Regions from separate parts of the Homo sapiens genome. Here region 1 is linked to region 2. Evidence: read pairs that join two places in POLR2A ChIA-PET (ENCODE). Cell type or tissue: PC-9. All regions are shown on one strand.

Evidence for each region. Peaks named below come from ENCODE experiments on the same cell type or tissue, not always from the same donor. Only the 100,000 strongest peaks of a DNase experiment are listed, where the experiment ranks them.
Region 1: POLR2A ChIA-PET joins it to region 2 with 5 read pairs; 3 of 35 experiments call an interaction of 5 or more read pairs at or near these places.

Annotation. Positions count from the first base shown.
Region 1 is chr4:183,048,539-183,052,538 of GRCh38, forward strand. No RefSeq gene overlaps it. Among named protein-coding and RNA genes, the nearest start is that of WWC2-AS2, 49 kb to the right of the region's middle. In PC-9, no CTCF peak of the experiment used is centred here; no DNase peak of the experiment used is centred here.
Region 2 is chr4:182,973,922-182,977,921 of GRCh38, forward strand. All of the region lies in intron 1 of LOC107986327 (a long non-coding RNA gene), which reads right to left. Among named protein-coding and RNA genes, the nearest start is that of DCTD, 59 kb to the left of the region's middle. In PC-9, no CTCF peak of the experiment used is centred here; a DNase peak (open chromatin) is centred at 2,000; H3K27ac peaks cover 421 bases.

The sequences.
Region 1 (4,000 bases), 75 kb after region 2:
TTTCCCAAACATCATTAGGATTTAAAAACACATTTTAAAACTCCCAAAACCTTATGTGTCATTTTTCCAGTAGTTTAGTTACAACATTGTTTTTACACCCTCAAATTAGCTATTATTGAGTTTGTTCTTTGACATAGTTAGTGCTTTTTAGACTTTGCCGAAAGTTTATAAATTTCCTTGCTTTCTATTTATTTTTGTAACTTGGTCTTTCCTTCTGAGCACAGTTATCTTATTCCTGAGGAGGAAAATCAAATGGTTCTGTCAGTGAGTCTGTGAAGGCAAATACATGGTAGTGGTGTTCCCAAGCCAAGAAATGCACATAAACTGGTATCCTTGAGCTGGGACTGTGGATTTATGCTGATCTTTCTCTTCGAGGTTATTGCCTTTCACAGTTCTCAGATTTATGCAGGGATCTCAGTTCTTACCTTCCGTCAACAGTAGGCCTAAGGCCCCATTCCTTGCGCCTGCATGAAAGTTAAACCCAGGTCCCTGTTCTCCAGGGACGCTCGCCTACGGCTGCTTCAGACCATGTGCTAGCAGCTCTGGTTGTCATTTCTGGATATTTCTCTGGGCAATGCTTTCTTGAGCACTCAGGTTTACATTTTAGAAAATATTTGTTCTATTTTTACTAGCATTTGTAGTTCTTTAGGGGAGAATTTTCAAAACATTAGGTCCACAGTATTGACAAGCCAGAAGTCTTAGATCTACAGTTTATTTTACAAAAATTTCCTTTCTGGATTTGGATCATATTTTTCTGTGACACCGTCATGTATAACTTTTCTCTCTCCCAAAAGGCTTCAGTAAATTCTAAAATACATTGTATAAATGAAATTTTTCAAAATAACTTTAATAACCACTTTTACACTGAGCAGAATATGTCTCTCATTCTCTCAAAAATGGTCAGGAGATAATTTTTTCATTTATGAGTTTCTATTGCAGCTTTCATTTTCTTAGGTAGACACAGTTTCAGAGACAATTCAATTTCAAGTTTGTTGCTGCTATTATAAAATATGGACTCAGTATAGACATTTAGAATACTAAATGGTTCATAGAAATAAAATGTTTCTGCACTAGACAGGCAGGCTGCCAATAGTTTCCTAGTATAAGTTCTGGCAAATCCCTTTCCCAAGAACCTTATGAACCAGGTAACCCTGTGAGGAATGCACATTACAAACTCCTGAACACACTAAATATATAAATTGCTTTTCAGAATATCTTTAGCAATAAGTTCTTTGGTGATATGTTAGTGGCAGCCTCAAAAGGTCCTAATTTTATGTGTCAGACACACACACACACACACACACACACACACATATTTGTTTGTTTTCTAAATCGACATATCTGGAAAAGGATAATATTGGGTTCATGTCTCCCCTTATGGCCAAAGAAAAACAGTAATGGAGAAAGAAAGAAAAAAAAAAAGCTCCCCTGTTGATGTGCCCTGTACTGTGATTAAGATAAAGAAAAGATTTTTCTAGATCATAAAAGTCAGCATCTTATTAGTGTCCAGGAACTCAATAAAATATTAGCAAATCAAATTCAACAACACATCAAAAAGATTAAACATTATGATCAAGTGGGATTGATTGCTGGCAGGCAAGGCTGGTTTAACACATGCAAATCAATCAATGAGATACATCACATTAATAGACTAAAACATGAAAACCACACAATCAGATCAATTGACACAGAAAAAGCATTTGACAAAGTTTAACATTCCTTCTTGATAAAAAATTCTTAACAGTTTAGGTATAGAAAGAAAGTTCCTCAACATAAGAAATACCATTTACAAAAACCCACAGCTAACATCATAATAAGGGGAGAAACTGAAAACTTTTCCTCTAAGACCTGGTACAAGGCAGGGATGCCCATTCTTACCACCCTATTCAACATAGTACTGAAAGTCCTATCAAGAGCAATTAGACAAGGAAAAGAGACAAAATCTATCTGAATTGGAAAGGAAGAAGTAAAATTATCTCTATCTGCAGATTACATGATTCTATATGTAGAAAATCCCAAAGATTCCACCAAAAACTGTTAAATATAATGAATAAATTCAATAAAGTTGCAAAATATAAAATCAGCATGGAGAAATATGTGGCTTTTCTATACACAAGTAACAACTTAGCTGAAAAATTTAAAAACCATAGATCATGATGCTCATCTAAAGAGGAAAAAGAAAGATGAAAGGAAAGTAGTTAATTAAAATTTTTTTAAAGAAATTTAAAAACCATCCCATTTACAATATCATAAAAAATAGGAATAAATTAACCCAGGAGGCGATAAATCTGTACAATGAGACCTATGAAATAATGATGAAAGAAATGGAAAAGGACACAAATAAATGGAAACATATTCCATGCTCATGGACCAGAAGAACTGATGTTGTTAAATGTCTATGCTACCCACAGCAACATGTGGATTCAATGCATCTTGACCAAAATCCCAACAACATTCCTCATAGAAATAGAAAAAACAATCCTAAAATTCATATAGAACTGCAAAAAAACTCCTAATAGCCAAAGCCATTCTGAAAAAAAAAAAAAAATGTGGAGACATCACACTTCCTGATTTAAATTTATATTACAAAGCTATAGTAACCAACACAGTATGGTACTGGCATAAAAACGAACACATAGACCAGTGGAACAGAATGGAGAGCCCAGAAATAAATCTAAACACATATGGCCAACTAATTTTCAAAAAGGGTACCAAAAAGACACAGTAGGGAAACTATAATCTCTTCAATAAATAGTGCTGGGAAAACCGAATTTCCACATTCAAGAGAATGAAATTGGACTCATCTCACACCATACACAAAAAAACTCAAAATGGATAAAAGACCTAAAGGTAAGGCATGAAACCATAAAACTCCCAGAAGTGTGCATAGAGTAAAAGCCTTGGCAATGATTTCTTGAATACCACAGTAAAATCCAGGCTACAAAAGTAAAAATGAATAAAGGGACTATATCAAACAAAAAGACTTCTGCATAGCAAAGGATACAATCAACAAAATAAAAAGGCAATTTACAGATTAGAAAAAAATATATTTGCTAACTATATAACAGATGAGGGGTTAAGGTCCAAGATTTATAAAGAACTTGTACAACTTAATAGCAAAAAATCCCATATAACCCGATTTATAAATTTCTCCAAAGATGACATAAAAGTGGACAACAGCTATATGAAAAGCTTCTCAGCAACACTAATGATTATGGAGATCAAAACCATTATGACATATCACCTCACACCTGTTAGAATAGCCATTATCAAAAAGACAAGAAATAACAAGTTTGGGGAGGGTATGAAGGAAAAGGAACACTTGCATGCTGTTGGCGGGAATGTAGCGTTGACCCTTGAACAACACAAGTTTGAACTGTTTGGCTCCACTTCTATGTGAATTTTTTACAGTAAACATATTGAAAACATGTTTGGAGATTTGTGACAGTTCAAAAAAACTTGCAGACAAACTGTGTAGCCTAGAAATGTCTTAAAAATAAGAAAAAGTTAGGAATGTCATGAATGCATAAAGCACGTGTAATAGTCTATTTTATCATTTACTACCTTTAAGTATACACAAATATATTATAAAAAGTTAAACGGACAAACACAGACTGTACTTGGCACCATTCATGGTCAAGAGAAATGTAAACCAATGTAAAGATGCAGTATTAAATCATAACTGCATAAAATTACCTGCAGTAATACTGTACTACTGTGATAATCTTGTAGCTACCTCCTATTGCTGTTGTGGCAGAGCTCAAGTGTTGTGAAAGTCCGCTTAAAATGCTGTGTGACACTGATCATCTCTAAGTGGGCAGCTCATCTTGCCAGTAAATTGTGCGTTGCAGTAAAAAGTGATCTCTTGTGGTTCTCATGTATATTTTGTTGTGTTTAATGCAATACCATAAACCTCGAATAAGACCATGGGACTCATACGAAGTGCCACTAGTAATGCTGGAAGTTCTCCCAAGGAGCAATTAAAAATCATGACATTATA
Region 2 (4,000 bases):
TGAAGAAAAATAAAGCAGGGGAGGGAATAGAACATCAAGTGCAGGGGCTGAGGTGGTTTACAATGGACTGGTCAGAGAAGGCTCTATGATGCGTTGACGTCCGAGCAGAGAGCTGAAGAAGAGCAGGTGAGTCAGGCAGATTCAGGCAGAGACCCAAGCACTGGGGAGAGCAAGTGCAAAGGTTCGAAGGCAGGCATGTGCTAGGGTGTTCAAGGAACAAGAAGGAAATCAAAATGGCCGACGCAGCGTGAATCCGGGGAAGGAGGGGGCAATGAAGACGGCAATGAATGAAGAAGGGAACCTGGAGCCAAGTAATGGCGGGACTTAGACAAGGGCAGGCATTTAGGGCTTTACTCTGAGAGAGGTGGGAAACCAGCTGAGAATCTTCAACAAAGGAGCGGCACAATCTGACTTCTGTTTTCAGAAGATTACCCTGGAAGGTATGTGAAAAAATAGATTGGAGAATTACGAGGATAGAATCAGAGAGATGAATTAAAAGGCATTGTAACGCTGCCATTTTTAACCATATTGGAGTAAATAGTGCTGGCCTTGCCCTCCTACCGTCAACAATTGGAAAACTGAACAACGGTATGAAACGCTTCATATCAAATTCAAATTTTCTATCAGACTTAGACACTGGACAAGCGATCTCACAGGACTTTGATATGTGATAAAAGGGGGGAAAACAGGGTAAGTCCCACCTCAGCTGTCTGCCTGGAGGTATTTTTTGGACTGTGCTGCAGGGAGAGAGAATCCAAGCAATACATGGGGATTTCATTAAGTGAGACAAGGGGGCCTCAAGTAGCAGGAATTTGCCAGGCAGAATACTGAGGGGTAGGATCTGTACAGATAAAGAGATATAGAAATCAACAGAGGGATTCCCTTGAGCCTATTGCTGAATATTAATATGTCCATGGATGGGTCTGGCAAGGGTCTCCTGGGAAGCTGTAAGCCAAACAATTCTCAGAGCTCACTTTGGGCTGGGAGATAATGAAAACATGCCAGCCAGGCACAGTGGCTTATACCTATAATCCCAGCACTTTTGGAGGCCAAGGTTTGCGGATCACTTGAGCCCAGGAGTTCAAGACCAGTCTGGGCAACATGGTAAAACCCCATCTCTACTAAAAATATAAAACTTAGCCAGGTGCGGTGGCATGCGCGCGTAGTCCCAGCTACTTGGGAGGCTAAGCAGGGAGGATTGCTTGAGCCCTGAGGCAAAGGTTGCAGTGAGCCAAGATTGCATTCCACCACTGCACCCCAGCCTGGGCAACACAGCAAGATTGTCTCAAAAAAACACAAAAAACAAAAAACAAACAAACAAAACCCCATGCCAACCAGTGTGGAAAAACCTCACTAACGTCTAGGGCATTATTAAGATGATGCTTTAGATCTGGAGCTAAACTAGGCCTAGAGCAAGGACTATTGTTGATCTACCCCAGCAAAAGCCTGAGACAAGCCCCAAAAGGTGAAGTGGAACTGTGAGTTTCTTAACTACCTGCCAAAATAAATGTCAACACATTTTAAAGAAATTTAGCAAAACCAAGACATGAACAACATACTATTCAAAATTTTCAGCATCCAAGAAAAAATTGCTAGACATGCAAGAGCAGAAAACAGTGGCTGAAAACCAGGAGAAAAATCAGTCAATAAGAAGCTAAAAATATAGTGGCCCCCTCTTCTCCACAAGGGATACATTTTATGACCCCCCCCACCTTCCGCGGTGGATGCCTGAAACCATGGACAATACCAAACCCTATGCATACTATGTTTTTACCTATACATATAAACCTATGAGAAAGTTTAATTTATAAATTAGGCACAGTCAGAGATTAACAGCAATAACTAATAATAAAATAGAACAATTATAGTAACGTACTGTCATACAAGTTATGTGAATGTGGTCTCTCTCTCTCTTTCTCAAAATATGTCATTTTACTACACTCATCCATCTTCCTGTGATCTGCCAATCTGATAACTGAGACAGCTACCAAGTGACTAACAGGCAGGCAGCATATAAAGCTGAGATATACTGAATAAAGGGATGATTCACATCCTGGGCAGGACAGAGCAGGACAGTGGGAGTTTCCATCATGCTACTCAGAATGGCACACAATTTAAAACACATGAATTGTTTACTTCTGGAATTTCCCCTTTAATATTTTTAGACCACAGTTGACCACGGGTAACTGAAACTGTGGAAAATAAAACTGGATGGCGGCGGGGGGAACCACTGTAGAAGGCAAATTAAATGAAAGTAAGTAGAGGAAAGGGAATAATAAAGATAAGAGTATAAATTGATGAAATAGAAATTGACATCCAATAGAGAAAATTAATAAATCCCAAAGCTAGTTCTTTGAAAATATCAGCAAAGTTGATAAACCTATAGTTAAATTGCCAAAAATAAAAATGGAAAAGGACAGAAAACTGTTTGGGCCAAATTGTGTCCTCCCAAAATCCAGATGTGAAAGCCCTCATCCCCAGTGCCATTGTATTTGGAGATAGAGCCTTTAAGGAAATAATTAAATTAGGTCATAAGATTGAGGCCCTAAGCAAAAATTAGCCAGGCATGGTGATGCATGCCTGTAATCCCAGCTACTCAGGAGGCTGAGGCAGGAGAATCTCTTGAACCCAAAGGCGGAGGTTGCAGTGAGCCGAGATCGCACCATAGCACTCCAGCCTGGGTGACAGAGCCAGACACTGTCTCAAAAAAAAAAAAAAAAAAAAAAAAAAAAAAAAAAAAAAAAAAGATTGAGGCCCTAAACCATTAGCACTAGTGGCCTTACAAGAAGAGGAAGAGACGCCAGAGCTCTCTCTCTTTCTCCACACATGCATAGAAGAAAGGCCCTAGAAGGACACAGGAGAAGGCAGCACTCTGCAAGCCAAGAGAGCCCTCCCCAGAAACCAAATTTTCTGGCACCTTGATCTTGAACTTCTAGTCGCCAGAACTGTGAGAAAATAAATTTCTGTTATTTAAACCATCCAGTCTGTGGTGTTCTGTTATGGCAGCCCAAGCTGTTAATAATAATAATGATAATACATATTTCAGTACCAAGAAACGGAGTGCCACTGTAACAAACACCTAAAAATGTGGAAGTGACTTTGGAAATGGATAATGGGTAGAGGCTAAATGAACTTTGAGGTGCATGCTAGAAAAAGCCTAATTTGCCATGAAAAGACTTTAGTAGAAATACGGATGTTATAGTCTGGTGAGAGCTCAAGAAGAAGAGAGGATAGCTGTAGAGAAAGTGAAAGCTTTTATCATCTTAGAGAATATATATCATCATGAATAGAACGTTAATAGAAATAAGACATTAAATATGCCCCGGGTCAGAAAGAGATCATCATGGCGGATGGCAGGCAGGACCAGATTGCAGCTCCAACTCGGACAGACAGCAGCGTGCGGAGCCTCGCATCATCAATTCCAGCTCCAGAACCACTGCAGAACAACCCAGCAATCCTGAGAGGACCCACAGATCCTCTGAAGGAAGCAGGCTGCTCCTGCAGGACCGGGAGACACCCCAAATACTGTGAGTGCCCAAACTGCGAAAGTGAGAAAGGGAGACCCTCCACCCCAAACACACACCCCCACTGGGGAAACGAAGGTCTAGTTTGCAGGAGAAGTTTCTGACCTTACCTGGAGCTGAGTCAATTCAGAGCTGAGCAAAATACAGGGGTAGAGGAAGCAACGGGAAAGGCCCTGGGAGCTCGCTGGGTCCCCAAGCAGGACATTGCTGCCTGGCGCCACAGGGATCCTTCGGGATGGCGGCCAGAGGCGCGGGGGAAAATGTCACAGGGAGAAGGAAGTCTCCAGCTGAACTTAGTAACAATTTTTTTTTTTTTTTTTTTTTTCGGACGGAGTCCCACTCTGTCGCCCAGGCTGGAGTGCGGTGGTGCGATCTCTGCTCACTGCAAGCTCCGCCTCCCGGGTTCACACCATTCTCCTGCCTCAGCCTCCGGAATAGCTGGGACTACAGGCGCCCGCCACTACGCCCGGCTAATT